6 separate regions of the Mus musculus genome follow, and all the other regions are linked to region 1. A link is a loop called in an ENCODE intact Hi-C map of the cell type or tissue named here. Cell type or tissue: heart. All regions are shown on one strand. Each heading gives the region's core, and the rest is flanking DNA. Links, peaks and the distances in the headings are about the cores only. Region 1 holds the start of Cdpf1 (cysteine rich, DPF motif domain containing 1). Region 2 has its middle 19 kb from the start of Wnt7b. Region 3 holds the start of Trmu (tRNA 5-methylaminomethyl-2-thiouridylate methyltransferase). Region 4 has its middle 24 kb from the start of D130051D11Rik. Region 5 has its middle 4.2 kb from the start of Gm34622. Region 6 holds the start of Ppara (peroxisome proliferator activated receptor alpha).

Region 1 (4,963 bases), core at 600-4,599:
ATGACCAACTTACCAGTGGCCATACCCCCAAAGAAATGATTCCTCCTTCCCGAATAGCCATCAATCCCCAATAACTCCTCCAATGGTCCCTCCCCATCCATGCTGTAATGTTACCCGGCTTGGTCTTATGTACGTTTGTATAAGTAACCACAGCTGCAGTGAACTCATGAGGCCAACGGCCATGACACTCCCAGAACACGGCACTGTATAAACGCCCCACCCGTTCTGCTGAGAGGTTCCTTGAGCCCCACTGGGGGTGGGGATGATAAGGATGTCCCACTGAGAGCTGAGCACTCAGTAGTCCAGCTGTTTTGTGTTGTGCTGAACTCTGCTAATGGCTTCGTTATAGAATCCCTCTTGCTGCTCAAATCGCAAGCTCATCTGGCACTTGCTTGGATCAGACAGTAGTGGGCACACGGAGATTCTGCCCCTCTTCTGTAAGAGGGTTTTATTCCCTATTTGATACAGTGCTTGCCACTGTCTGGGAGATTTGGAGATAGATGCATCTGGAAGAACTCTAAGACAACATCTTAAGGAGTAAGGAGTGGATCTTGAGTGGGTGGAAAAACATTCCCAGAAGCTGTAAGACTGTTGAAAGGAAATTCCCCCCAGGGGGGCTGGAGAGATGGCTCAGACATTAAAGAGCACCAGGGTTCCTGAGCTGAATTCCCAGCAACTACATGGTGGCTCACAATCATCTATAATGGGATCTGATGCCCTCTTCTGATGTGTGTGAAGCAAGTGACAGTGTACTCATATAACAAACAAACAAATCTAAAAGAAAGGAAGAGAGAAAGGAAGGAAGAAAGAGAGAAAGAGAGAGAGAAAGAAAGAAAGAAAGAAAGAAAGAAAGAAAGAAGAAAAGAAAAGAAAGCCCACACCGTTAAAGGCAGGCTATGTCCCTATGAGTTGCTAGCTAAGAAAACCCTTTAAGTCCCAGAAACTAGAAAGGCAATTTCCACTATTGTTGTCTGCATGCCAAAATTAAATGAAAATACTTATATATTGCAGGATATGGAGAAGTCAGGCTAAAACTGCTGAGGGAGTCCAGGCTGCTGAGGGAGAATTATTGCCAAGGATCCTACTTAGTTATGGATTCTATTATGTCACTGTGCCAGGCAAAGTATGTCTCCTGGTGCAATAGTGGTAAGCCAGTACTGATGTTGACAACACTTTCTGGTTGGATTTGAGGCTTCACAGGAGGGAACCTATGTTTGGCCTTATAAACCTGTGCAAAAACTTGTGGCTGGTGGTCATAGGCTCCAGTGGGGACAGTACTGTAATTGTTTTGTTAAATGAACAGACATTCCTTCTAAATACTTGTATTTCTTACCCATAGATTACTGCTGCTATCTGCCTCAGGTGTGGAGGAAATTTCATCTTGACAAACTGTGGTAGTTACTGAGGAGACTCAAAACCAGTTAAATAACTGTGAACCAATGCCTACCCCCATGGCATAGTGGTCCAATGCCCAGCCAGAATGTAAGAAAAGAATTAGATTTCTATGTAACTCCTTCCAAGGTTCAGGGAACATTAGCCAGGAGGGGTAAATAAGAGTCACAAGAAGAAGTTAAGTGTTATATAGGCTTTTCTTGTAGATGGAAACATTCCCTCCTGGAGGCAGATCAGGACGTACAAGAATCAGAAAGCTCACTAAACTTAACTAAGTTAAGAATATCCATAAAGCCCCTTTCCCAAAACCGTGAGCAACTGCTGCAGGAGATAGGTGGAACTACTTCCAAATCGTGCAAAGTCCCAGAGACAGCTCGTAGGCCATCACTCCCACTGGGTAGACTTTTCAACGTTGCAGTTGCCTGAGTCCCTTCTCCCAGAAAATAACCCCAGTACATTCATTGGTGCACCAGGCAAGATTTAGGTAGAATATGTTTTTTTTTTCTGAAGCCCAGAGAGCTCTCCAGCCGCGACCCACAATCACTATAAGCTAGCAGCGGAAACGGAAGCGACAGTAAAGCTCTACCCCGGCAAGGACGCTCTTTTGGCTTTTCTTGCTTAAGGAGGCTGGGACAGAGTGGAGTTGCTTAGGCGCCATGAGGCAAACCGGGGGAAACCGGTAGTGTGGCGGAGCTTCAGCGGGTGATGAGATTGGGCTGCACAAATGCCATGGATCGAGGGCGGAGCCTCAGAGGAGCTAGGGCGGAGCCGCGCAGGCGCAGTGAGGCGGAACTAGTACTGTGGGCGGGCCACGCAGGCGCTCTGGGGGTCCCGGAGGGGAGGTGGTGAGTTTGCGGGGCAGTGTGCTGCAGGAACGCGCGTGGCTAGCTGGAAATGTCCCCTCTGTGTTCCGGCTCGCTGGATCTGTCCTCGGTGCCTCTGGAAGCCGAGGGGTGGGGGTGGGGGAGGCGTTAGACACCCAGCACGGGGAGGGCTGTGCGCGGGTGGCTCGGACCGTGGTGTATATGGTCGCCAGGCGGAGCCCTGTTGACCTGGGGAGACTCAGAGCGGGAGGAGGAGGCTCTGGCGGAGTCCCACTATCCTGGGACTGTCTCCTGACTGTCACCTGCTGCAAGGGCAGCGCGCCCAGCAGCCTCGGCGAGGGCCTGTGACGTGCGAATTAAGATACCACTAGCTAGGTTCGCGCACACCCAAAATAGAATTTCCGTTTTAGACGTCAGTCGGGACATCTGTCAGTTTCCAAGGCGCACATATGCTCCTTTCTGGCTCCAAAGCTCGGTTCTGTAGGACGCAAAGGGTTAGAGGCGGGCGCGCAGCTGGGGCTGGAGCTGGGGATGGGAACTTTGAAAGGCTAGTAGGAATTCCGATACAGCTCGATACAAATCCAAGAATCGCGTTTTCTCGAACTCATCAGACAGCTGCTGTTGCCATCAGACCACTGACCCAGCAATTTACGGAGAGGCGGGGCCTCCAAGGCCTTGAATATAGAAGTGCCATCAAACAGTTAAGAATGCAGCCTTATCAAGTGGACTAGGATACACCTCCCCACCCCAACCTCCTGGTGAGCCAATAGAAACACCCACCGTGGGCTTTTTTCCAGCATGCCCTGGGTGCTGATGGGTAAGACGAAGGACAGAACTGAAGTCTTTATAACTTTCCTGTAAACTGACCTGGGAAAGGCTGTGATTGCTGTATAAATTCATCTGCCTGGATCTTTCAAGGGGACCAAAGTTTCAGACTAACTTTGGTAGGGCAGGAAAGTATGCTCTATGGCAAGAGCAGATTCTTGCGTCCAGTGAAGGGAGGCGGCAGGAGGCACGTGAATCTGTCCTTAAATAGTATCAGAGAGGCCAGTACACCTAAGCACAAGTAAATGCGTAGCCAGTGTAGCAGAAGAACAGGAAAGGCAAACCCACTTCACTTACTGGGTTGATTCAGCACCAAGCAGCACAAGCCAAGCATACGTGTCCACAATGCTGCCTTTACCTTTACCACCTTACCAACAAACCCCAGTTTATAACTCAGATTGAGACCACAAGGAAGAGCAAAGAAACAGCTTTGCTGCCAAGGACCAAAATAGGCACAGAGCCACACACAGTGGAGATGTTAGATAGACCTATCAGATGGGGGGCGTTTAAAGCAAGCACAGTTAAGATGTTGAATGTGCTAGTGGAGAAGATGTATATACCATGCATATATGGATGGTGATTTCAGCAGATAAATAGTAGTGGGAAAAACAGGAAGAATGCCTTCAAGGGGCCTGCCAGCTGATGTGACTGAAGCCACTGAACTTGAAGGTAGTCTATAGAAATTATCCAAAATGGGGCTGGTGAGATGGTCTGACAGGTAGAGGTGACTGCTGCCAAGCCTGACCTGAATTTGATCTCAGATCCCACACGGTGAAAGGTGAGAACTGACTCCACGTTGGTAGTGTGGCACATTGCATACCTATGCAAAATCAGTCAATAAAAATATAATTAAAGGGCTGGAGAGACGGCTCAGCAGGTAAGAGCACTGACTGCTCTTCTGAAGGTCCTGAGTTCAAATCCCAGCAACCACATGGTGGTTCACAGCCATCCATAATGAGATCTGATGCCCTCTTCTGGTGTGTCTGAAGACAGCTATAATGTACTTATTTATAATAATAAATATTATTAATACAATAATATATTTATTATAATTATATATTAAACAATAATATAAATAAATCATATATATTTATATAATTAAAAAGTATGGCTAGCAGGATGGCTCAGGGGTTAAAGACATTTTAAAGCTGATGACCCAAGATTAATCCCCAGGACCTACATTGTAGAACGAAAGAATTTCTGCAAATTGTCTTCTGACCGATTCATGAATTTCATGAATGCACCACCCTCTTCCCAAATAAAATCTAGTTTAAGTCTGTGGGGATGTAAAATCATACTCTCATGTCACTGTAGCCCAGGCTGGGCACAGTCATTCCTGTGCACTTAGCAATCCCAGGCCACACTGACCAGGTGTTACCTGCTCCGAGCTTGCGCTTCCCAGTTAGGTAGGCTCACGCTTAGGTGAGTGAGCGATGAACAGCAGTCAGAGAGAAAAAGTGCAGTGGTTCTTCGGTTCTGATGGTGACACCCCTATCTCTTGATCTTGCAGATGGCATCTGAGACAGAGCCCCGCCCCCTGGGCACGTTTGAGTGCCAGCTTTGTGCCTTATCAGCTCCTTACAGCTATGTGGGGCAGAAGCCCCCAGACACCCAGGCTGTTGTGTGAGTATTCGTCCTGAGCCAGTGTGCGGGAGACTCTGTGCAGTGTTACTCGGCAGGCGCTATGTGGAGTGTGACACCTGGTTTGAGTGTTGTACTTTAGACGGGTCCTTGTCCTTGTTCTGGATGCCTCAGGTATATCCCAAGGAAGCCCCAGGCAAGGCTGGATATCTTTTTAACTCTTCTTCGAGGACTCTCTGCCCTCCCTGTGGCTGCAGCTGAGAGTTAAGGACTTGTTCTATGAATGAGGTGGAAGCCTTATGGCCTGGGCCAAATAGCAATGGAGGAACTTGGTGGCTTTT
Region 2 (4,963 bases), core at 581-4,580, 210 kb after region 1:
CAGGTCATGCCCCACCCCTAGCCACTGGCCTGTATGTCAGTTCAGGCTGACCTCAGACTTGTTACATAGTTGGGGATGACCTTGAACTCAGGGTCACCAACTTCTTCTCCCTAGAGGGGAGATTACAGAGGCACCCCACAGTGCTGGGCTTAGCCTATTCGTTGATGGCTGTCTCATCTATCCTAGCAGCCTGGACCCCATATACACCCTCCTGTTCAGTGATGCCCCTCCCACAGGGCAATGGCCCTCAGTTTTGGGGGGGGCGGGCAGGTGGAGACGTTCAGGAAAGGAGAAGCCCTCAAGGCTGGGTTCAGGGGAAGGCATCAGAGTTCAACCGATGGATAGGTCAATAGCCTCCTTGATTTCTGAAGGCCTGGTGTTGAGAAGACCCCTGGCACCTGGGTCTCTGAAACAGTTGATGGAATAGGGAGGCAGAGGGCAGGGGAAGGTTTCCGGGTCCAGGGAAGGATATAGCAGGCGTAGAATAAAGAGGCAGTACTCAGTACCAGCTTGGGGCCGGGTGGAGGTGGGAGTGGGGGGCAGAGCTAGGCCTTCAGGGAATGATGAAGGGCATGAAGGGTTATAAGGGAGGGCCTGCCAGGCTCACTGGTACCCACAGTGCTCACACAGGGGAAGTATTCAGGGAGCCAATGGCCTCTTTGTCAGGTGGGTATATCCACCTGGTGTGGGGGATGGGCCTCCATACCCAGGACTGGTATCCCGCACACTCTTGCTATAGAGTCTTCGATGTTCCAGGAGGCAAAGCAGAGAATCTGGTTTGGTTCCCCCCCACCCCCACCCCCACCCCCAAAGAACCCAGGGCCTTATACACTGCAGGCCAGTACTCTGCTCCTGAGGCACACCCCCAGGTCTTTTAAAAGATGAAATTCAGAGGTAGTGCCTGACTATGTAGCTCACACTGGAGCTTTCTGCTTTGAGATCCTGAGTATTAGGATTTTCAGCACATGCTGCCACAGACAACTCGGGACAGCTTTTGGTTTGGTTTTGTTTTTTTTGTTTTTTGGTTTTTTTTGTTTTGGTTTTGGCTTTTTCCAGACGGGGTTTCCCTGTATAGCCCCGGCTGTCCTGGAACTCACTCTGTAGACCAGACTGTCCTCGAACTCAGATATTCATCGGCCTCTGCCTCCCAAGTGCCATGTGCCACCACTGCCTGGCCTGGGACAGTTTTTAATCCTAAATGATACTTTGAAAAGTGAGACAGACAACATTTGAAGGGAAATTAACAGAAGATTCTAGAAACAAGGTCCCTAGCCAGAGTGAGCCCAGACCCCAGTAATGGCTGTATATGAAAGTAAAGAGTCAGGGCCTAGGCTGGTACTGCTGAGATGCAGCTCAGACCCTCAGAAAAGAACAGCAGCATTCTGAGGAATGAGGGGCAGGGGTGAACGACAGCTGTAACCACACAGAAGCTGTGACCATGTGACCCAGAGCATCCTGGGCCCTTAACAGACACGGTATCCAGACTGGGGTCCTGGATCATACCTGCCAGAACAGGTGGATGCCAGTCCAAACACATGTGTGCAGGTGCTAAGGACCGTACTTTACCTCATGAGCAAGGTCATAGAGTCAGCTGTGGACAGACGAAAATGGTTTCTTCCAGCTGAGACACACCATTTTTCTCTATAGTTGTCCACACAGGAGGTGTTCTTTGAAGCTTTGGTACATGGGCTGAGGAGGGAGAGAAGGAGGGGGCTGGGGGTAGAAAGGACCTGGTTCAGGGCAGGAGCCATGGGATAAAGAGACTTATGAGTTCCCAGGCTGGACGGCTGCACCCGCCATTGTCTCCTGAGAGTATAGGGTCCAAATTCCCATGGGACTAGTGGTTGGACATGTTCTTCTCAGATGAGGAGTTGGCCAGGACCAGGGTCATTTCTCCTTGGATTAGGACTTGGCTGCTCCCTTGGTCTTCTCGACCTTGTCCAGGCAAACAAAATCCTCTGATTGGTTACTGTCAGAGGTGCTGGGATGGTGCCCTGGAGACGGAGCAAGTGTGTAGACGAAGGAAGGACGGACGGGACAGCACCAGCCCCCCTCTCCCCATATCCAGCTTCCACATCCCAGCCCCCCCCCACCCCTGACTAAGGAGCACCAGGGCTCAGGCTGCTTCTGTAGCTTTCCCAGTCCCTGCCCCCCCCCGCCCCCCCCGCAGGCCCCACCCGCCCTGCGCAGCAGCTGCTTCCGGCCAGACTAGCAGACAATGTGTTGGCGGGTGGCCCGGGGCCAGGACCATCCATCCCCCCCAGCCCCACAGGAAGACAGAGCACAGAAGAGGAGCCACTGTGTCCCCGAGTGAACCCACTGCCCAGGCACTGGGATTTAGAACTTCAGATTCCAGGGGGAGGAGCCTCTCGGGTGACTCAAACTGATTCCTCCAGCCTTGAACCCGTTGGGACTCTGGAGCACTGCCTTGTGGGAGGGGGGTGGAAGAAAGTAAGAGGGGGTCAGAGAATCTTGGCTTGGACTTTCTTTTCTTTTGGTAGCCTTGGCCTCAGACTGGGCAAGCCTTCCCTACCATGGTGCCCTTGCATGGCTGTGTCCTTGGCACTGTAGATCTGTTGAGATTGTGCCACCCAGGTCTACTCCAGGGTCCACACTCTTCTCTACCCGCCCTCCTGCCCTTCCTGACAGCGTCCCTTCCGGTCAGGCGTTCCTGTTCAGATGCTGTCTGTCCTTCCTACAGGCCCCGCCCCTCTCCTGTCTCCTCCCACCTCTCCTGAGCCCACATCCCTCATCTCATAGCCGCAGTGCTTGCCTGTTTGTCTCCCCGTCCCTCATAAATACCCCGGAAGGACAGACCCTACCCTTCCTAGGTCTTAGCATAAAACCCATGCACTTAGTAGGTCCTCACAGAGGACTGACAGATTGCTGAATAAGTTGTTTCCTGAGTGTGCTGGCTCCTCCCTGCCAGGCCTGCCCTCCCCAGTGGGGGCCCATCTCTGCCTCCCCCCTCCTCTGGCTGGCTGCAGGGTCTTCCCTCAAACCCTGACAATGAACTCAAGGAAAGAATGCAGTCCACTTGCCCAGCCTTACAGAGGGGTGGAGCCTAGTGACTGACGGACCGCTTGCCACGCACATGGATGTTATAATAGCAACAGCGATGGCCCAACAGTAGTAATAAAACGTCACAGAAAGAAAAGAAGCTAGCAGGGGAGAGGAAGGAGGGTGACCCTCACAGGACACTACAAGGCTGTGGAATGGCCACACAGGTAACCCCCTCGGAAAGGTCAGCATGGCAGAGCACGACTATCTTACCTGCAAACCCACTTCCAGACCTGAGTCTTGGAGGATTGACAGTAAGGCCTGGATTAGATTCATGAGTACCCAGGCTCACAGCAGCCAAAGGGACCTGGGTGAGCCAAGTGTCTGGAGACAATTATATGGATCGCCAGTTCCTTGGTGGCCACCTGGGGGCTGGGTTGGCCACTGATGTTCCCATTCCAGCACCCTGAACCTCAGGGGGTGACGTCACAGCGTACAGACCCCTTGGTCCCCAGGGCTGTAGCTTCAAATACGCACCCTATCACTGTTCACGGTGATTCATCCCCGTTTCTGATATCTTTACAAGCCAGCACCAATCTGGTCCCCATGAGTCATCCCTAGAGCCTTCAGGAAAGCACGATGCCACAGAGGCAAAAGCCACACAGCCTTTGGCCTGGCAGCCAGGCCCCTCGAGAGTCCAAAATCTGCCCCTTCCCCTCTGTATCAGGAGTGTGGTCCAGCTTCATGGTTAGGACCCAGTGTGCCCATTCCCGGCTACAGAGCGCCCTCTGGTGGAGCTACTGGGAGTTGTCAGGCCATAGAGAAGGAATCCAGAACTGGGCAAATTCCTGAAGGTCAAGGACATTTGGAGGACCACAGGGTGGGGACTGACTGGCCAGGAGCTGGAGCTGCCTGAGATCACCAACTGTCCCCATGACTTCCATGGAAAATGGGTCCAAGCTGTGGCTCTTTCCCAGGGACTATGATATGGTGAGGACAGTTTGCAAACTGGACTCCACAGAAGACATTGCCAACCATCTCATTCTCAAAAGCCCTGCGACTATCTTCCTTATCACCGCCACCATCATCATCATCACCACCACCATCATCATCACCACTATCATCGTCATCACCATCACTGCCTGTGCTGGATAGTTTTATGTCAACTTGACCCAAGCTGGAGTCACCAGAGAGGAGGGAACCTCAATTGAGAAAATGTCTCTGTAAAGGGCTACAGGCAAACCTATGGGGGCATTTTCATACTTAGTGATTGATTCATTGGGGGTGGGGCTGGTCCTGGATTCTATAGGAAAGGAGGCCGAGCAAGCCACGGGGAGCTGTAAGCCAGGAAGCAGAGGATGTCACACTTCATTCCTTTGCTCTGGCCTTCCTATACTGTCTTAGACAAAAGTTCTTTATAAAATTACCTCATAGATCAAATATCACACAAAAGGGGAGTTACAGAAGGATGTTGATAGTAAGTTCAAAGCAGCGCTTCACTCTGTAAGCTCATTATAAGTTCAAAGCAGCAGTTTCACATAGCCTGGCTTTATCATAGTGCGCACTTGTGGCCTCATCCTTGGACAATCTGACGCAGACCCATATCCCACACCTGGGATTAAAACAAAAACATAATCACATTACACAAGTGGGTTTTTAAAGAAGCCCAAATTCTCGCTATGTAGGTCCTCTGTGTTGGCCAAGCTCACCTTTGTCCCTCGAAGCCAGACTTCTCTCACCGGACCTGCCTGGCTCACTCTTGGAGCTCGGCACTGAGAAGTGAGAACCCCATCTCTAGCCATGTGCATCTCCTCAGGCTCTCAGGGACCAGCTGTTGTCAGTTTCCATGGCATCTCCAAAGGACAATGGCTTCTGGCCACAGCCAGCCTGGCTGTTGAAAAGCCAGAAGCGTGTCCATACTCTCCCCTGAAGAGGAGAGTGGCACCTCTGAGAGTTCCTTCCC
Region 3 (4,963 bases), core at 309-4,308, 68 kb before region 1:
ACAGCCTGGTATGAGATGAGGCCCTCTTTTGTGTCTGGAGGCACCTGACTGTGCTCTACTGTAGAGATTAACCATGCTGGGCTCAGCTCTTGAGGTGGTCTTACACGTAACTTACTAATGCAGAGATGGCATAATACAATCCTGTGTCCCAAGAGCTAATACAATGCCCAGGGCATAAGGAGAGCCAAAACCCCACAAGCTTGTAACATGAACAAACTCTACGCAGAGTTTTAGAACCCCACCATTCCCATGCTACATCTGCCTGGTCAATTGTCTCACAGAGGGACAAGACCCACATGCATGGAGCCAGGCACTCAAGGACTGGTCAACTTTCTACGGATTGCAGTATGGGACATCACCTCTAAGAGCCCTCGATGCCGAAATGAGAGGATGGTTTTCTTTCCTCTGATACCGTCCATCAATTTCTTTCATGAAAAAAATCCAAGGAAGGGTAAAAGTTAGATGTAGCAGCCTGAGGGGAGAGAGCCTTTGTTTTGGCTAGGTTCCCACTGTTATGATAAACACCACGATCAACAGCATCTTGGAGAGGAAAGGATTTATTTGGCCCTAAAGGTCACAGTCTACCATCAGGGGAAGCTGGGGCAGGAACTCAGGTCAGGAACCTGAAGGCAGAATTGAATCATAGGTTATAAAAGAATACTGCTTATGGGCTTGTTTCTTTGGCCTGCTCAGCCTGTTTTCTTATAAAACCTAGGACCACCTGCCCAGAGATAGCATTACTCCTAATGGAACGAGGCTTCCTACACCAATTATTAAGAGAAGGCCCCACTGACTAGCCTACAGGCCAGGGTGATGACAGTTTCTCAGCTGAGGTTCCCTCCTACCAGAGGACCCTAACATGTCACATAGTTTTAATGTGACATAAAAACTAGGCAGCAGTTGATCTCCCTTTAGTAGTAAAAGATAAATCTGTAAGAATGATGCCAACCTTTGCCACTTCCCAAAGCATCTAGTTACACAGTTCTCATTGGAAACCTTCAAAGACTCACACTGCCTACTCAACATTACCCCAAATTCCTTAATACCGTCAGCTTCACTAACCCCACTATATCCTATTCTGGCCGGCACTCTCTCCTCTGCCTCCTGCCTGTGTTACTGCAGCCAGTTCTTTGTAGAGAAATGCTTCCCTCTTCCTTTCTCACCATAGTACACACCTGTATCCTGTGGCTCTTTTACTCTGTCATAACAGCTGTGATTATAAAAGAATCGCTCCTGCTTTCCGATATATCTCACATTGTATAGCTAACCCTTTCAATACATACTGTGCCATTTAATCATTCCAGTCATCCCATATTACGGGTCATCCCATTTTTACTGGGGGGTGCTTAGTTAACTTGCCCAAGCCCAGGCTCCTGGCCCCGCGCCTCTGCACCCCGCGTGCCCCGGGGAAGATGATCCACGGCTGAGGGGGACTCCATTAAAAGCCGCCAAGGTGAATGCGGAGAGGTTGACACAAGGTGGGGCCACACAGCAGGAGGAATGTACACCGGTCGTTGGAATCAGATCCGAACCCTAAGGACCCATGAGGCTACATCTACAAGTCAGGAAGAACTGGTAGCTGTTCGGAGTGAAGTTTGTCATCCAACGAAGGAGAACACTGGAGTGATTTTGTCATTAGAGTTGGCGGTGTCCTCGCCTGGAGGCCCGCGGAGTCTGCAAAAGGCCAGGCCTCAGACCTGGAGGAGCCCAAGCTCCTGTCCCCAGTGAGGAACCCTGGCCTCACCTCTCCGCCGCAACAGCAGCGCCGCCACCGCGCTGTCCACACCGCCAGACAGGGCGCACACGACGTGCCGCAGCGCCGACATCAGGCTACACCGCGAGCTTTCTGGCTGCGTCCAAGCTACGCCGGAAGTCCCAGCCTCCGGGGGACGGGGGGGACGGGGGGGGGGGGCGTCCTCACTCTTCACCCGGCGGGAAACGTGCTCCGCTCACCCAGTGTTCTGCAGGCTTTTGGGTTCCGCGCGGCGGATCGGCCGAGGAGCACTAGGTGGCAGCATGTCCCAGATAGGCCAGCGATGAGTTGGTCGGGTCCGGCTTCTTAGCCACCACTCGCTGCCCTTGCGACGTTTTCTTCTGTGCTCAGCTGGCGCTCCTGGGTCAGCTGCACCAGGAACAGCCTCCGCTCGGGCTTGAGGTCTCAAAGGCGTTCCTGGGCACACACAAGGTCGAGATGCTGTGTCGGCCGCTGGCTCCTCCTGTTTACCCGCTGGAGGGACAGGGCTGTCAACACGTTCTCATTGGATTCTAGATGCTTGCGGGCCTGGCGGGTGCAGAGCCAGTGGAGGACAAAGCATAGTGGACCGTTGCTCAGTAAGGCTTTGCTAGCAGCTCAGTCAACGGGTTGGAGTAGGGGATGGGAGCGTAGTTAACCAGACCCAGACAGTAGCTGGGAAGGATGGGCCACGGAAGACTGGGAGAGTTTGGAGTCGCACCTGTTCATCCTGGTGCCTGTGATTTAAGAGTGTTTGTTTCGTGGGCCATTCTTGGAGGACGAACGAGCACTCTGCGGGGATCAGCTCTAACGAGTGGATGCTTTGGGGACCTCAGGCTGGAGCTGTGGCTCTTCCTGAATTGATTGTGGGGGGCCTCGCACATGACAGATGTTGAGTGGCTGCTGGAAGAAAATAGATACGAGTCCTGGGACAGAAAGAGAGAGAGAGAGAGAGAGAGAAGAGAGAGAGAGAGAGAGAGAGAGAGAGAGAGAGAGAGAGAGAGAGAGAGAGACAAAAGGGCAGGGGGTCATGTCTGTGGAGTGTTCTAGCCTTGAGGACCAGGACCTCCCTTCTTGGGTATGGGCATTTAGTATAGCAAATCTCACTTTTCCTACCAGAACCTATGATAGGGCCAACCACAAAGTAGCAGAAACCAGACAAACCTATGTTAGAATTTTTGTCTACTTGACACAAGCTAGGGGTGGGGGGACATCAATTGAGAAAATGCTTCCATTAGATTGGCCCTTAGACAAGTCTGTGAGATTTGTTGATTGATGTGAGAGCCACACCAGTGCAGGTGATCTTGGGTTGTAAAAGAAGGCAAACTAATCAAGCCATGCGGAGCAAGCCAGTAAGCAGTGTTCCTCCATGGCCTCTGCTTCAGTTCCTGTCAAAATTCCGTCTCTAACTTTCCTTCAGGTTGGTCTGTGATTCGGATGTGCAAACCACATAAATAAACCCTTTCCTCCCTGCGCTGCTGTTGGCCAGTATTTTCTTACACTAGAGAGAAAACTGGGGCGTTTCTTTTTCCTGCACAAGGTGTTTTTTGCTTCCCTATAACTCCCAAAGTCTGCAGTGTGATACACCATGGACAGGAAAGTGCTGTGCGGCACCAACCCAAATGGTATGTGGGCTTCAGGAACACTGCCCCCCCACAATGGTAAGAAATTACAGGGAAGCAAGCCTCTGCCATCTCCGAGGGTGGGGCTTTGGTCATCAGCCTACATCAGTATACTTCATGCCAGCCCCTCAGCTCAAGTCTCCAGTGTGTCCCAAAGCTGACCCTTCTGAACAGCCAGCCGAGGAGCTATGAAGAAGAACGTAGGGGAAAGCCACCTTTGAGCATCTTCAGAGGGGAAAGCAGAGGGACTGCAGCATATGCTGCCAAAAACCAGATGCCCCGGTAGACAGAGCAGAGTACGGCCGCATGAGGACAAGGCGTGCGCTGAGCCAGGGCTAAGTACAGACATCACCAAGGTAGCCTAGTTAGTTATTCATAGGTTAATGTCCTCTCCCCACCAAACACACCAAGGAAGGATGCAGCCACTCCTTACCCAACAGTACCCTAAGGGAAATGTAGCCCTGCCCCTACTGCAAACCCAGCTTTCTTAAATGAGTTCAATTCTACATTTCCTTTTTCCCCTGTGTGATAGGTGTGAGTGGGTCAGGGAAGGTGAGGGCCATTTACAGCGCTAATGTTCAGGACTCCAGAGTTTACTGCCCACTGGGGAAGAATCTGCTGCCATCCCTCCAGGGTCCTTGGCATCTTGGCAGACCTTTTATAAGGTCTGTGCCCTACCTCACTTTGCCACTGCTGTGTCTAGGACCCCACTCCAGCTGGCAGCTTTGGGTTCACCTCATTAACCAGAGAATGAGAAACCCGTGCAGATCTCAGTCTCAGCTGACAATGGGTGGCCTCAGATTGAAGCACGGACATGAATGGGGTCCACACAGTGCTTTCTGCAGTCATCCATAGGTCAGTGGCTTCCAGGCAGCTAGTCTTTAACAGATGAGGCTTCAAGCATGGTACTAACTTCCCAGTGACTTTCCCCATGTCCCACATCACCTGGCTGTTGTGCTCCCAGAAGTGCCCTAGGGATGAGAGCTGCAGGCTTAGCCCAACTCTCAGACTGAAGCAGACCCTCCCTCATATCCCAATTCCCTTTACTCTCTGCACTCTAGCTGCCCAGAGCAGCCTGTGAAAGCTGTGGTCCTACCGTATCAGAATAAGCAATGCAGGTTATGCAGGCCCGGATGACAGGCTGGTGTACCTGGGGTGGGCTGGAGACTGATATTTATACCAATTTTATCCCCCTACATTATATAAAACTAAGGTTGGATAATGAAAGACTTCCGCAGTGTCTAGTGAATGAAAACAGCTCTACACGTCCAAATGTCAAGTGTAAACTCCAAGCATGCTTTAATAAACTTTATAATTTAATTTAAATCTAGAGTATTTAATTTTCAAACAAATTTAAGTGTACAGTCATTTGCTATTTTACATACAAAAGAATCAAAACAAAATTTCTAGAGAGCTGTGTTTCAGCCTGATGAAAGGCAGGGATCAGGGCAGCCACGGAGGTGGGAGGCTTAGGTTCATAGGGGGACCCCACCACTCAGACACGAGCAGTATAAAGGGCTCCCCCTGTCAAATACAATTCCTTCTAAAATTTGTTTCTCCAGGTCTAAGGCCACATCAGAAGGAAACAGAATCAACAGCAGAGGGCTGT
Region 4 (4,963 bases), core at 395-4,394, 200 kb after region 1:
CTGCTGGTGTGTCCTAGGTTTTTCTCTAATAAGTAGCCAGAACAGCTCCGCATGTGATGGGCCTGACCTTGGACCTGTGTCCACAGGCTCCCTCAATGGGTCTCAGTGTAATCCGGACAGGGCCAGTTTCTTCTCTATTTATTTTCAGGGTGCATGGATATTCTCCAGGTAGGATTTGGGAAAAGATAGTGAGCCCGGGCAACTCTGTGGTTGGGTGGGTGGAGTTGGAGGACAGCGTTTCACTCCCTCTGGGGCAAGGTGAGAAGTGTGTGCTCATCTTAGGAGGGGTCCCCTGGCCCAGGCAGGGGAGGACCCACCGATGTGGCCCCAAAAGCACCAGTTTGTCAGTGCCTGTGTTCTCAGACGTCTTTTGGACGGGAAGCTTAATTGCTCCATTCTCCAGATGAGAAAATCAAGGCTCCAAGAGTGCTCTCTAATACTGTCACTGGGTCAACGGCTAGGGAGCTCTCCTGGTCACCTTTAGTGCATCCCCCCACCCCAAGCTGTCCTTACAGTTTCCCGATCATGTGGCTGATCAAGTCATCGAGAAGCCCAATGCTTCTGGACGGGTGCCATTTGACAGCAGGGTACATCTCAGTGTGCCTAATGCTTCTGTATTTTGCAGGAGGGGACATGGGCTGGAGAGGGTCAGGGCTTGGCAACTCTGCCCTTCATTTCTCCGGCCTCCCTCACGTCTGGCCATTTTGTTCCAGCTCTTGAAATATCTGCTCTGCCCTCCCGGAAGCTGCTGGCTTCAGGCAGGACCGTTCCTCCTATCTGCTCAGTCCAATTCAGTCTTGTCACCTCCCTGTAGCGGTCACTGGACAGAAACTGGGATGTGCTGTCCACCCTGGCTGGGCTCCTGGGTGGCCAGGAGGCTCTTGGAAAGCCCTCTTCATCCCCACTCATGGAACTCTTGCAGCTCTTTTCCGGAATGGCTTCCCGATGAGGTAATGCTTCTTGCAGACGGGAGGAGGTCCTGGAGAATGGCCGCCAGTGGCCTCCTTGCCTGGGCGACCTGCCCAAGGCACAAAATGAGCCCTTTTTGGTGGCTGAAAGGAAGACCAGGCCCTAGACTCCAGACCTTCATTCGTCACCCAGCCTTGAGCTGAGACTATCCTAGTCCTGGGCTGAGCCTGTAGCCTCAACCAAGGGGAAACTAAGGCCTGAGGGGGGAGGGGCCGGCTACACTCAGAGCCCCAGAAAGAATCCACAGCTACTCCTGTTTGACACTCTGAGGGACAAGGAAAGCCTCCTGGTTCACCCTCTTGGGTCTGAGGAGTCTCTCTGACTGTTAAGCTTCTGTTAAGGAGCTGGGTGGATGCTCGCCCAGAGGACGACTGCTGGGTTATCCACTATCCGCTCTATATCCTGGGAGAGAGAGAAGCTGCAGAGAAAGCTACAGAGAGAAGCTGCGGTATGCCAGGAAAGTACTGAAGAGGCTTGATTCCTCACTCCTGCCCTGTGCCTGCCAGGCCCGGCACTGGTGATGAGGTCCCCAGTCCCCACATAGTCCAGAAGCACCCACACCTCAGGCTTGGAAAACAATATGAAACTTCTCACTTCTGAGGCTGGTGGCCGCAGTGCCTGGCACCTGGGGTTGGCACAGGAAGACCTTCAGGACTCAATAGCAGCACAACTTCAGTGCTTGGTGGGATTGGGACACGGGCTAGAAGATGACTCTGTGAAGCACTCAGGCCTAGTGTCTGCAGGCCCAGCTGGCCCTGTCCCCGATTTGAATTTATTGTGCAATGTTATCCAAGCCCCCCATCCCCCACCCCCTTCCCTGGCTGGGTCTCAATTTCCCCATCTGCAGACAGGAGGAGGGCAGGAGAGGCCTCAACTGGACTCCAGAGCGCCCCAGGTCTGGCGGCCCAGACCTGCAGCTGTGTGGGCGCAGCCTCTCTGGGCAGGAAGTTAATTTCCGCGTTGGAGGCGATGCCTGAAGTGGGCCCAGTGCTTGCTGCATGTTCAGATGAGGGCCGGGCTGGTGAAGTCATGTGGGAGGTAGCAGCAGAGGCAGGATCCAAGCCAAGATTTCTCTGCTGGCCTGGAGTGACCTTGTTCAGCCTCCCTTGCTCAGCAGCCCCCACCTCTCTTGCCTACACAAAGCTCTGGCTCTACAAGGGAAGACAGGTCCTCTTGGAAGGTGGGCCTGCACCCTCTTCTGCCCCCTGGTGGCTATGAGGACATATGGCAGTTTGGTCAGGACTTTGAAGGCTACAGGGCCATCATCCACCCAGAACCAGACACATGATCACCATCATCCCCCCACACAGGGCCAGACACCCACAGGGTCTCAAGAATACACAGGGATATAGACACCCACAAAGGCACAGACACCCACAGTACCAAGAACTCACAGAATTGGGAACCTACAGGGTCACTGACAATCAGAGCCACAATGGCCCACAGGACCTCAGGCACCCACATGATGGGCACCCGTAGGGATGGGGTACCGTCACTGGGAGGCCTGGTTATGACACACACCCCCCCCCAGGAGGAGGTCACTGCCACCTATGTCTCTGGAGTGTGCAGTTCAGGTCGGGAGTGGTTAGGGCCTACAGGAAATGCACAAAGATGGGAACAATGTTGAGAGGAAAAAAGTGCTCACCCAACCTGGGATCAGCCCTCTGGTGCTTCTGGCTGCAGTGTTGGGGGATGGACGAGAGGCCGAGGCACATGTCCTTTTAGCTCTCAATGGTGACAGTGAAGGGAAGGGCTCAGTGTGTTGTTCTTCCCATTGTCTCCTGACCCAGCAGCAGCAGCACAGGACAGACAGGCACCCACTAGCCTTGGCCTGATCCTGCAGCAGCAGGCTTTCAGAATGATGGACAATTTCTCTGAGGCCCTCCAAGTGCTGAAGGCCGTACTACAGTAGGGCTATATAAACCAGGGCGGCCAGCCCAGTCTGGCTCCTAGGAACTTAGTGCCTCCAATATCATCATCAGGGATAGGGGTGGACTGGTCAGTCTTTAGAATGTGCCAGAACGCTGGGGAGTTGGCTCAGCCATTAAGAGCTGCTCTTCCAGAGGACCTGGGTTTGATTCTTAGCACACGTATGGCCTCTCACTACTTACTACCTGTAATCCCAGTCCCAGGAGCTCTGACACCCTCTTCTGGTCTTGTCAGGTACTGAACATGCATGGTGCAAAGATCTACATGCAAACAAAACACCCACACACAGGAAAAAAAATGAAATCTTTAAAAAAAAAAAGAATTTCCAAGGTCTGCTCAGCGGCTTCTCCAGAATGCCCCCTCCCAGCACCCCTTTTCTTCTCCCACCCCCCAAATCCTGCCTGGGTCCTGTGGCTAAACCTCTTCCCCACCCCTGACCCTCACCAGGATACCTGGCTCAGGGAATGACAGGGTCCCACCAGTGCCATCACATTAGAACACCAATGGTCAACGCCCACGGGGGCCAAGCATCCATTGCACTGGCAGACAAACTGAGGCTACAATAGAGGATCTGGCAAGGCCAAGGACTAGCTAGACACAGACCTGGGGCTGGGGTGGATCTAGAGTCCAGGGATAGTCACCAGTCCAGAGTGATACTGACACTGTGACACTGGACCCCCCCAGAGGGAGGTTTCAGCCATCAACCCAACTGGGACCTCCTCCATATCTCCCACCCTGGAGTAGAGGAGGAAGGGTCATATCATGACGCCCTGACTTATGAGACAGGGCTGATAGAAAGAGAGGACCAGGGTGAAGACCTAGAACTTTCCATGTTCAAGTCCAGAAGACTGGGAATCTGATACTAGTGTCTGAGGGCACTGGGAATAAATCTCCATTACCCCTCCCCCCACCCCATTTGATGTCCCTTCTTCTCCATCTTCTAAAAAGGAGATACTTGGAGATTGAGAATGTCATGATTTGGGTTTATAGAGGAGCCATGACCCCCAGCAGATGCTCTGGTGGAAAAAGACAGCATGGCATGACCAGGAGAAGGAATTGGCCTACCGTGACTGGTGGTCCAGTGGCCTGGTAGGTTATCCAGTATACATCAGGGCAAGGTGCGCAGTGATGGGGGCAATTGCTCAACTCCTCTCCAGGCCTCTGCCCTCTCAGCTGGGCATCAATGAACAGCCATCCTAACCTCTCTGTATTTCATCAGGACAGTCCTTACTTCCCAGAGGACAATGGATTAACACATATGGAGAAGGGGCAGGGGATAGTCTAGCAATCCTAGAAGAGATGGTACATTGGTGCTGAGGAGAGAGATTCTAGATGAACAAGATCTGACCCAAGCTCTTGGGAGTTGACTGGGATGAGGGATGGCCATGCCAGCCCTCCCAGGAAGCCTGGTATAAGAAGTGACTCATATCAGGAGCTTGGGGAACAAGGTTCCTAGACCTTCATTGTATTACCAATAAGGATAGAAGATGGAGGGGAAACTCTCTCCATTGGAGCATACCAGGGCCTTCACGTGGGCTGGATCAGGCAGATGCAGTGAATAGTCTTAGGGCTGGTGGCTGACAGAGACTTTGTGAGCTTTGGTCTATGGACCTGGAGCAGGCTCCGAGCAGCCTGTGGAGTATTTATTATCATGCCCTGGTCTCTATCCTTTAATCCAGCCCAGGGCACCCAACAGAACAGGAACTACATAGATGTCAGAGGACCTAAGATGCTAGATGCAATTCTAAAAGCCTAGAAGTTATTGTCTGAGGGTTAAAATAAGTCTTATAATTCATCAAGGGGGTGGTGGTACACACACATTTAATCCCAGCACTTGGGAGGCAGAGGCAGGTGGATCTCATTCTGGTCTACAGAGTGAGTTCCAGGACAGCCAGAGTTGTGCAGAGAAACTCTGTCTTGAAAAACAAACCAACAGAAACAAAAAAGAAAACAAAAACAACAGCAGCAACAACAACATAATTCTAGGGCTGGAAGATGGCTCAGTGGTTAAGAGCACTGGCTGTTCTTCCAGAGGACCTGGGTTCAATTCCCAGCATGCCTGGGA
Region 5 (4,963 bases), core at 291-4,290, 95 kb after region 1:
TCAATCGTGCCAGAGCACCCTGAGGAAGGCTTAGTCAGGGAAGCATGAGATGTGGCCAAGGCCTGGCGGGACAGGGGACAGAGCAGCCTCAATCCCTCTATCCATCCCGTGTGTCCTTGTTACCCATCTATACAGGAGTGTGAGGTATACAGTGTCTCTGCCCTCCCTCAGACCTTTGCTACTTCTGTGCCCACTGTCCCCTTCACAAGACATGCCTCTCTTCTTCTCCACGAACTCCTATTCATCCTTTAGAGCCTAGGCTAAGATTTACCTCACTTGCCTGGGCTCGCTGAGTCTCAGCTCTATGCTAAGTGGGTGCTAGGGGATAGGAGTAGGGAAGATGGCGTTAAAGAGGAGCTCCAACCAGGCCCTATTGCAGGCACCTCCTCCACAGCATGAGTCTCCTTGGCTCTTGCCACCTATGTCCTTGTGATTCTCACTGCCCAAACAGGACTCCTCTGAGACTGCATGGCACATGACACACTGGATCCACTCAGAAGGTGGCAAAGGGAGCTCTGGAACAGAGAGGGACACTCAGTGCCAGGTTCTGGCCTCTCTGGGGTGGTGGCCAGTGCATATGGTTGCACTCTCACCCTGCGGGTTACAGACAGGTCTCCTGTCTGTGACTGGCTCCCCTCTGTCCCAGTAACTCCCAAGCCTCCTAGTGGCAGGACTTGTGGGCATCTGGGTAGAAGAGCTGGGGCAGAGAGGAGGAGAGAGATGGAGTCTGGGAGGCTCCCTGGAGATGAGAAGTCACTCAGGGCAGGTGGCGGCAAAGCCAGGGTTTATGTAATACACAGCCACAAGTGCTTTTTTTTTAAAGATATATTTATTTATTTATTATATGTAAGTACACTGTAGCTGACTTCAGACACACCAGAAGAGGGCGGCAGACCTCATTATGGGTGGTTGTGAGCCACCATGTGGTTGCTGAGATTTGAACTCAGGACCTTCGGAAGAGCAGTCGGCGCTCTTAACCACTGAGCCATCTCGCCAACCCCACAAGTGCTTTTGATGGGTGCCTTGCAGGCTGTAGACCTTAGGAAGGTCTGGCCTCCTTTACAATGCATCCCCTGCCACCCCACAGCACCCCAACATTCTCATCCTTAAGCTGGGAGTTAACATCAGGATGTGGAAACAGATGCAATATCGGAGAGCTCCCAGACAGCCAGGCGATTCGTGTTCACAAAGGCTGAGAGTGGAGGCCGGGAAAAGCTGACCAGAGGAGGGCCTGGTGTGAGCTGAGACTATACACTTGTGGTCCCCTGTGGCAGGGAAGGCTGGAGGGAGAGTGTCACACTGGCACCAGGAGTGAGCACACCAGTGATAGGAGAGGTTGAGCTTTGGCACGAACAGGCCAGCAGGTTCCCCTCAGTGGGACATGGGCCAGTCAGGTTACACAAGGTGCCAGGATTTCCTCCTATCTGTGTCACAAGGCTGTCCCTGAATTGCCTCCCTTCCCTACCACAACATCTTTGCCGGTCCAGAGCTTTGGAGCCTCCCTTGGGGCCTAGTGACCCTCTCGGAGATCACTGTCCCTGATCACTGGCTTCTCTGTCTTGATATCCTCATCTGGGAAGCGCAGGTGAGAGCCAACCTCTACCTCTGTACTGGGGCCACCTCCCACCCACCACCATAGTGGGTGTCAACCTTCCTAATGCTGCAACCCTTAATACAGTAGTTAGTTCTTCATGCTGTGGTGACCCCCAACCATAAAATTATCATCGTGGACTATCTTATTATCTTACCTGTAACTTTGCTACTGTCATGAATCATAATGTAAAGATCTGTCTTTTCCAGTGGTCCCGTGAAAGGGTCGTTCAGCCCCCAAAGGGGTCATGACCCAGAGGTTGAGAACCACTGCATTGCTGAGACCAGTGGTCCGCAGGGTCCCCCCACCTTTCTCTTACTGTTTCACCTCCTGCTGAGTGTGACCTTGAGTCACATGACCTGTAGACAGCCTAAACCTGGTAGCACCCTCCACTTTGCGTGACAGCCCTCCTGGGGACATCCCTCTCAGTAGGGGCTGGTACATGGAAGAGTAAGGGAGAAGATAGGGATGGTTGGAGAGGTTAAACAGGCTTTCTTTGGGGCAATGGCTAGTTCTCTCAAACTAGGGAAGAGTAGGGATGTCTGTTTATGGATGGGGAAACTCAGAAAGGCAGAACACTGTGGTGAGCTGGGGTGGAGTTCTGACTCCCGTGACCCTGCAGAAGTGATGTGGAGGCAGGGGTTCATGTGGGTTGGAAGAGGACGCCACACCTGGAGACCTCACAGGAACCATTAGGTCTCCCCATCTACAGAGAGGAGGCGGCTAAGGACAGCACCCAAACTGCCTGCCTTTTACTATGGGCCTATTAGCGAGTGCAGGGCGCCACCTGGTGGACAGGACAAAAACTGCCTAGATTGGAGTGGCAAATTAAAAAGGTTACCAGTATGTGCCGGTTAGGTTTTTGACAACGTGTCACAGTCATCTGGGAAGAAGGAACCTCAATTAAGAAAATACCTCCATCAGACTGGCCTATAGGCAATTCTTTAGAGCATTTTTTAAAAATTAACGATTAATGTAGGAGGTCCCAGCCCACGACTAATAATGCCACTCCTAGACATTGGAAACGTGGGCTAAGCAAACCGTGGAGAGCAAACCAGTAGGCAGCAATCCTTCACGACCTATGCTTCAGCTCCTGCCTCCAGGTTTCTGACCTGGCCTCCCTGTTATCTGGAAGTATAAGATGAAAGAAACTCTTCCCTCCCCAAGTTGATTTTGATCATGGTTTTGACCACAGCAATAAATAGAAAGCAAGCCAAGCCTGTGCCTTTTTGTTACAGCCTGCAGAAGGTCTGGGAGCTCTCCGACCCCACCTAGGCTCACGATGTAACTCCCCCACCCCCAGCTTCTGCTTGGCTGAGTGTCCAGGCTACAGTGTCTTGGGGATAAAAGAGGCCACTGGCTCAGCCTTACAAGGCCCACAGGCCCCTGTCTCTGTCTCTCATAGTCTTTCTCCCAGTTCTGACCAAACTACAGCTGAGAAAACCCACTATTCCCAGAACACTTAGCAAAGCCAATCAGGACCAGGGACAGATGGGCTACACCTGGGCCTCACACTCGGAAGCCAGACTTCTACATCCCCCAAAGTCCCAGGTACAGGGAGACAGGGCAGCACTGATGATCAAGGGGCCTTGCCTGAATCTGGAAATGGCAAGTACTTCAGCTCTGTGTCTGGAGTCCCTGCCTTGTTCTGCCTTGGGGCCTAACTTAGGGCACTGAGTGGCACCTGGCTCTGAGCATGCACCCGGGTGCCCTTCCTTCTGCTACTCCTGAGCCTCCTCAAGGCTGGATCCCCACAGGACAGGCCACCACCCAGGGCTGGGCAGCCTGAGACTCTCCCTAGATGGCCATGTACAGGGGAAGGGATGGGGGCTGCAACTCCCCTGAGCAGCCACGGCTTCTCACTGGTGGACCACTATCTGCTGTGCTTCGGGGGGGGGTCCACTTTGGTTTGAGGACAGGGCCTGCAACCTCTCAAGACTCTCTGCCCACTTGAGACTTCTGCTGACTAAAGCCCCTGACATAGCTTCTGCTCTGTGGGAGCATGAGGGTACCAAATCAGCTTCCCCCTATACAGACCTTGTCAGAGCCTCCAGTGGCTCACTACTGCATGACTCCAAGAGAGGGCATGTGGAGGGGGGAGCAGAGCTGTACACCTTAGAAAAGTCTTCCCGGGCTGGTGTGATGGCTCAGCAGTTACGAGCACTGAGTGCTCTTCCATAGGTCCTGAGTTCAAATCTCAGCAACCACATGGTGGCTCACAACTATCCATAACGAGATCTGACGCCCTCTTCTGGAGTGTCTGAAGACAACTACAGTGTCTACATATAATAAATAAGTAAATAAACAAGTAAATAAATAAATATTTTTGAAAGAAAGAAAGAAAGGAAGGAAGGAAGGAAGGAAGAAAGGAAGGAAGAAAGAAAGAAAGGAAGGAAGGAAGAAAGGAAGGAAGAAAGAAAGGTCTTTGCTACATTCACTCCAGTAGTGCACTACAGGTTTAGAAACCTGGAAGCAGTCCTGAGACAAAGAGTTTCACGGAAACTTAGGCTCCTGGAACCTCGGCATTCCCATAGCCCATATACTCAAACCCTGTGTATTAGTCTGGTGTATGGATCTGTGTACTTTCTTGCATTATAGGTGCTTCCAAGTAATGATTTTACAAGTACTTAAATCAGGTTGAATTTTACGCCCTGGCCTTCACCAATGTCCTAGAAAGTCCTTGAAGCCAACCCTAAGCTTGGAATTCAGTAAGAATGTTACCTATTCAGTAACACTCAAATTTACTTCTAGCAGAGACAGTGAAGATAATCAGGCATTACAATTTACTTGTATAGAGCTAGGAAAGCTCAGGGCTAATCTGCATAGTAATTACTTAGGACAACAGCCCAGTCACACCCAAACACAGGAATACACAATGGCCTAGGAAATAGGTGGGTTGTAGTACTATACATAAAACAGTTAGTAGAACAGAATACCCCTGGTGCAGGTTTTTCACTAGTCCCAGAGGAATAGCATAATCAGGTATTTACTAAAGGACCCCTGGTGGTGGGTTTAACAATAGACCAGCATTGCCTCAGAACATTCGCCAGGCTCCTGTGTTTAGCTGATCTTAATTAAGGGTTGTTCATATTCTCAGTTGTAAACACTGCCTGGCTTCTGCCATCTTTTTATGTATACATTTTCTTTGTTTTGTTTTAAGAACCAGTGTACCTTGACAGATATATTCGCCTAGCCTTCTTGTTTTTCTTCTGTATTAAAAGCCCGGTGTTCGCTTTGTGAAAATACATCCAGATACAGCACTCCCTTGTGTCTGTGTCCGTTTGTCACCTTTTTCATCGCCAACTCCATGCCCGCCTGTAATGGGAACCCCGAAATTTTTTCTGCAGATTGAGGGAGGCCGACTGGGGCCAG
Region 6 (4,963 bases), core at 590-4,589, 76 kb after region 1:
TTTATGGGTGGCTCAGTAGCCCCCACCCCAGGAAGCTATGCAATAAGCATGAGTTATATACTAACGTATGTCTATATATGCATTGGCTAAATACTATATCTAAACCTAGTGAGTTATTAGACAGGCAGTTGAAGCAAAAATACATTGTTTTTTACATTCACATGGAAATATTTTTCTCAACTTAATAGTTAATAAAACAAAATAGAAACATGCTTTCTCTTCTCTCATTCTCTTCCCACCCTTTACACACATACACATAGCATACACACCTAGACACATACACACATACAAACACACATTGATACATGCACACACATATACACACATAAACTCTGTTTATAGGCTTGACAAACATAAGTTAAAAAGAACTACTTCAGCTTTCAGTACTTGGGAGCCTGAGGTGGGAATATAAAGAATTCAAGGCTAGCTAGCCTCTGCTACATAGCAAGTTCCAGGCTAGCATGGGTTACATCGCAGGCTCCTACCCTCCTGACAAACTATGAGTCTGGAGTGTTTCCATGCATGTTTAAGAGGTTGGAAAGGAGACACTTTGCTTTCCACTCTCAGTTCATGTCCCACTGGCTCTGGATTTTCATATGGTCACCAAGTCATACCCTTCTAGCTGCTTCTTGGGGGCCATCCCTGCCTGGCTAATGATGAAACTAACCGACTACTTCATTGAATTGATATGAAGACAGCCAAGAGACGGTCTTATGAGCCAGTTTATAAGCCAGTCAAGTAACACCATTTCTAACGCAATACCACCTTTTTAAACTACGCCGACGCAGCCTGCCATAAAGAAATGCGGTTCCCATGAAGCAAACGCACTTTCCCAGAACTGAAACATGGACTACCCATTTACCTGGCTTCCTGAGCCCTGAAAAGACATTTACTATTCCACCACAAAATAACCACTATCCAAGCCCTGTTGCTAGTCTGAAGTGCAACCAAAGACAGCGTTTACAATATTCCAGTCTGGAAGCCGTCCATTAATCCTCTTTACCTGTGATGACAACGTCTTGTTCCCGAACTTGACCAGCCACAAACGTCAGTTCACAGGGAAGGCAGGGCCTTGAACTTCAACTTGGCTGTAGAACGTTAAAGAAGGAACCGGTTACAATATGTTCTCTGGATCTCCCCCAACTCTCCACCACCTTGGGAAAGTCACTGTGACCCTGTTGCCTGCAACCACTACAGTGTCCCAGGGTCGCCCAAGAAAGTTCCGTGCTCCTCCCCCAAGGAGCCTTTCTGCTTTCCTTAGAGGAAGGGAGTAGGTTGGGGTTGGGGGCCCGTGAGCACCCCAGTGGCAGAGTGCCCCCAAAGACATTATATACCACCGTAGATTTTCTTTAGTATCTGAACATTCTCTCCTTTAAATTAAAAAAAAAAAAGTTTGGGAAAAGGAGAGGTGCAGTTATTTCAGGCTAGTTGGAGTGGATATTGGGGCAGAGTCACCCTCCGGACTAGCACACGGGCACTCCCGGCTCCCTTTACCCATATCAGGCCAGCCGCGCAGCCACTGCACAGAGGAGACTAAAGCTGGCCCCACACAGGACCCGCTGTGGCACTGGCCTCTGGAGGGCAGAGACATAGGGTAACTTTGGCATCGTCTCTACCCTACTGTTGGGGCCAACATCGCCCCACTACGATCAGGAGCAATGAGGAAACTAGTGTTCAAAGAGGGTCCGCTGCTGTTGACTCAAACCCACCGGCAGCGTTTCTCAGGTCCCCAGCAAAGCCTAGGCTGTGACCCCAGAATCAGTCTGTCAGGGAGCCTCCAGTTACCTCTCCTCTAAGTTCCCCGAGGGTCTCAGGAAACGCCTCCCGGTGAGATACGCCCAAATGCACCACGCCGTGAGAAGGGAGCGCCCCGATGTCCCCGCCCGTGTGCCCTCCCCTCCAGGGGACAACCAGAGGACCCAGCGTCGCTCCAGTTCCAGGACTCCACGAACCCTCCAGCCCCCAAAACAGCTGCGAACACCAATGTTCGGAGCCGGCGCACGGCGCTCCAGGGGACTCGAAGTGGCGGACAGTTCCGCGGGCCCTGAAAACTCGCACGCGTGTGCCCTTCCTAGCGTGTGCCCTCTCCAGTGGCTGTGGGTCTCCAGACCCGCGCCCCTAGTCCGCGCGCATGCGCCACCGAGCCCCTCCCCTCCCTGTCCACCCACCTCACTGTCCCGGGACAGGGGACGCCTGGCTCCCCGCCCTCGCGCGTGCCCTCCAGCCCCTGGGCACCTGAGGCTGCACTCCGCCTGCGGGTCCGCAGGGCCAAGCGCGCCCAGGAGGAGGCGCCAGGAGGGGCGTAAGCGGCTGCCTCCGCCCCCGTCACCCCTGTCGTGGGACCGTAGCGTCCGGGGCCCCGGCCCGGCACCGCCTACGCGCGCCCGTGCCAGCCGCGCCCCCACGACACGCGCCGCCCCTCGGACGTCCCCTGCGGGGTCCCGCGGCGAGGTGACCGCCCCGGAAACTCCGCCCCCTAGGCCCGGGCCCCGGCTCAGGGCGAGACACACCCCCTGGACGGCAGTGTCTGATTGGCTGCTGCGGGGGAGGGCGGGGCCTAAGAGGCCCGGGGCAGCTCTCCTCGATGCCCATTTAGTGCCTCGGGGCCCGGGCATCCGTTGGTAAACTGAGGCGGGTTAGGTGAAGGGACTGCCCAAGGTCACCCGACGGGGGAGAACAGTCGGTGGGAAGGGTGCGCCTTGGCGCGCACTCCCTCCTGCTCCCAGCCCCGCGCACCGGCCAGGACTGAAGTTCAAGGCTGCGGGTCTGGGTTGAGCTTTCCTCCGGGTGCCCTCGTTGAGCTGGTCTAGATCGCACAGCTTGTTCCCCGAGTCCCGGGAGTTCGTGGGGAGGTGGACGGACAGGCGGAATCTGATCTTTAGAGTCCCAGGATGAGAAATGGGGAGAAAGGAAGAGCGAGCTGGGGCACGCGGCAACAGGTGGCCAAGGTGCCAGGGTGGGTGTGGCGGGCGGGGAAGGCAGAGGCTGAAGGGCATCGAGGACGGTCGCAGGGAGGCGCGGCCGCTCTGACCCACCCTCCGCCTCTGCCCCGCCCCGGGCTGTGGCCCCTCTGCATACGCTTCAGGGGTTGAGGGGCTGACTGTGTCCAGCTCAGGCACTGGGGCTCTGCCAACTGACAGCGCAGGCGGGAGGCTGCAACTGGGAGCAGGCTGCGACCCAGAGCAGCCGCTTTGCTTGTGTCGTCCTTGGATCTTCAGTCACGGAATGCACATGCCCCCCGAGGTGCCAACGCCCCAGGACGCCGCTCCTTTGGGAACGAAATGTGTGCTATGCCAGCCCTCCTGTCTGTCCTCACGCTGGGCCTGCCACTATGCTATTTGTGGCGATGAGCGCCCAGGAGAGCCTACTAGGGAAAGGAAACTTTCAGCGCACATCTCCTTACCCTGGGAACTGGAGACCAGACCCTACAGGCACATTCAGGGACGTCTTTTAAACCCACCTTTGCTGATCAGCCTCATACCTGTGGTGAACTCTGCCCCACCTGCCAGACACCCACAGAACATTCCCTACTTGCCTACTGGCAAGCTCGCCTTTTCTTGCACGCAGTGGCCAGGAAATAGCTACTATTTGTATTATGCTTCGAAGCTTGCAAAACTGAGACCCTGGAGATGGTTGAATGGGTAAAGGTGCTTGCTACCAAGCCTGATGACCTGGATTCCAACCTGGGGACTCACACGGTGGAAGGAAAGAACCAACTCACATGCACACAAGCACACACACACACACACACACACACACCAGCTACTCTGCCACATACAATTTTAAAAAATGGAAAAATTAAAAGACCTTGCACAGTGACCTGTCTGTATGATTTCCTGAATGGCCCAGGGGATATTCAAAGACAACATTAGTCCATTTTCCTACCCTGGCCTGTATATAACAGTGAGCAAGAATGGCTGGAGGCTGCTTACGTAGATGCATCTCCAAAGGACATCCTCCCTAGTGTACCAGGTGGTTGGGGTGGCCACTGAAGAGAGGGTGCTTGGTTGTAGGTCCTGAGTTCCAAAGATCAGAGTCCACATGCAGGAATGCTGCCTTCTTTTGCAGAGTGTTCTGCTGTTAACCCAGTTCTACCAGACATTTGGAATAATCTGGAAAGAATGGTTCGGAATGAGAGGGGCCAGCAGAGTAACTGCTGAGCCCAGAGAACACAGAAAAAAAAAATGACAGTTGGAATTCTTGGAGCGCCCAAGGTTTCAAGATGAGAAAATATGGGGGTTTTGTTTGGTTTTGTTTGTTTTGACTCTCTGTCCAGAAGAATCACTTTGGAACATAGACTTCCTTCCACCCAGACTCTCTTAGAGATCCTGAACATCTCCTCCTCAAATGGCTCTCTGTCACCCATAAAGGACAGTGAATTTTGTTTGACAGACTGTATTGAGAGGAAAGGACTTGTCCTATAACCCCCCCCTCCAAGAAGCTATCTCAGAGGGTACATGCCTGACTCTGGGACACCTCTGCATCTTTTCTCTTTGCTTCCTAAGGTGTTGAGGGGTTCTAGATACACATACAACAGAGACACCATCTGTGCAGGGCTAAGTAGACACCGTTAATGTTCTTGTGTCCCCTCGTTGGCACATTAGTAACCACTGAAGAGTCTTGGGCCATGTGCTTTAGTTCACGCTGGATGTCACCTGCAAATGTGTTGGTCTATCCTGGGGTATAAGTGGCCCACGGGCTGCAGGTTAGCCACACTCATCCCTTCCCCCACATTTCCTGACCAGTTTGCAGGCTGATGAGAGAAAGCCAATCTATAAAGCCCTTGCTGCATGCATCCAGCCAGAGGTGGAAGGAAGGTGTAACGTGGGGGGAGTTTCCTGCAGTGAGTATGCACATAGTGGCTTAGAGCTCAATGCAGAAAGCATGGAAACCCTACTACCTGCTCTGCACCAGCGCTTGGAGATTCTCCCATGGGTCTGGGGTCCAGGCTCGTCTATGTTTA

What was found. Hi-C counts contacts between places; a loop is a spot of excess contacts. Peaks named below come from ENCODE experiments on the same cell type or tissue, not always from the same donor. Only the 100,000 strongest peaks of a DNase experiment are listed, where the experiment ranks them.
Region 2: a loop joins it to region 1, with 5 times the contacts of the local background. A loop is called at or near these places in 4 of 42 quality-filtered maps.
Region 3: a loop joins it to region 1, with 5 times the contacts of the local background. A loop is called at or near these places in 5 of 42 quality-filtered maps.
Region 4: it touches region 1 in a loop (2.6-fold over the local background); 3 of 42 quality-filtered maps call a loop at or near these places.
Region 5: it touches region 1 in a loop (3-fold over the local background); 4 of 42 quality-filtered maps call a loop at or near these places.
Region 6: a loop joins it to region 1, with 7 times the contacts of the local background. A loop is called at or near these places in 11 of 42 quality-filtered maps.

Annotation. Positions count from the first base shown.
Region 1 is chr15:85,808,913-85,813,875 of GRCm38, reverse strand. It overlaps Cdpf1 (cysteine rich, DPF motif domain containing 1), which reads left to right and starts at 2,179. Exons shown (of 5, transcript NM_197998.2): 1 at 2,179-2,237; 2 at 2,828-2,974; 3 at 4,552-4,664. The coding sequence starts at 4,552. In heart, for the core only: CTCF peaks have their summits at 2,088 and 2,427; DNase peaks (open chromatin) are centred at 2,165, 2,935 and 4,599; H3K4me3 peaks cover 2,108 bases; H3K27ac peaks cover 2,315 bases.
Region 2 is chr15:85,597,883-85,602,845 of GRCm38, reverse strand. No RefSeq gene overlaps it. Among named protein-coding and RNA genes, the nearest start is that of Wnt7b, 19 kb to the right of the region's middle. In heart, for the core only: no CTCF peak of the experiment used is centred there; DNase peaks (open chromatin) are centred at 1,925, 2,315, 2,675, 3,065 and 3 weaker places; H3K27ac peaks cover 674 bases; H3K27me3 peaks cover 703 bases.
Region 3 is chr15:85,876,240-85,881,202 of GRCm38, reverse strand. It overlaps Trmu (tRNA 5-methylaminomethyl-2-thiouridylate methyltransferase), which reads right to left and starts at 1,876. Exons shown (of 11, transcript NM_028063.2): 1 at 1,745-1,876. The coding sequence starts at 1,826. It overlaps Gtse1 (G two S phase expressed protein 1), which reads right to left. Exons shown (of 12, transcript NM_001168672.1): 12 at 4,630-4,963. In heart, for the core only: CTCF peaks have their summits at 1,790 and 1,997 (motif pointing right); DNase peaks (open chromatin) are centred at 1,502 and 1,982; H3K4me3 peaks cover 2,077 bases; H3K27ac peaks cover 1,735 bases.
Region 4 is chr15:85,607,943-85,612,905 of GRCm38, reverse strand. No RefSeq gene overlaps it. Among named protein-coding and RNA genes, the nearest start is that of D130051D11Rik, 24 kb to the left of the region's middle. In heart, for the core only: CTCF peaks have their summits at 2,180 (motif pointing left) and 3,122 (motif pointing left); DNase peaks (open chromatin) are centred at 885, 1,995, 2,605 and 3,485; H3K27ac peaks cover 1,110 bases.
Region 5 is chr15:85,713,624-85,718,586 of GRCm38, reverse strand. No RefSeq gene overlaps it. Among named protein-coding and RNA genes, the nearest start is that of Gm34622, 4.2 kb to the right of the region's middle. In heart, for the core only: CTCF peaks have their summits at 665 and 2,380 (motif pointing left); DNase peaks (open chromatin) are centred at 506, 1,386, 1,796 and 2,306; H3K27me3 peaks cover 384 bases.
Region 6 is chr15:85,732,919-85,737,881 of GRCm38, reverse strand. Ppara (peroxisome proliferator activated receptor alpha) reads right to left here and starts at 2,106. Exons shown (of 8, transcript NM_011144.6): 1 at 1,786-2,106; 2 at 1,004-1,088. In heart, for the core only: a CTCF peak has its summit at 2,283 (motif pointing right); DNase peaks (open chromatin) are centred at 1,198, 2,411 and 3,201; H3K4me3 peaks cover 2,019 bases; H3K27ac peaks cover 1,164 bases; H3K27me3 peaks cover 3,370 bases.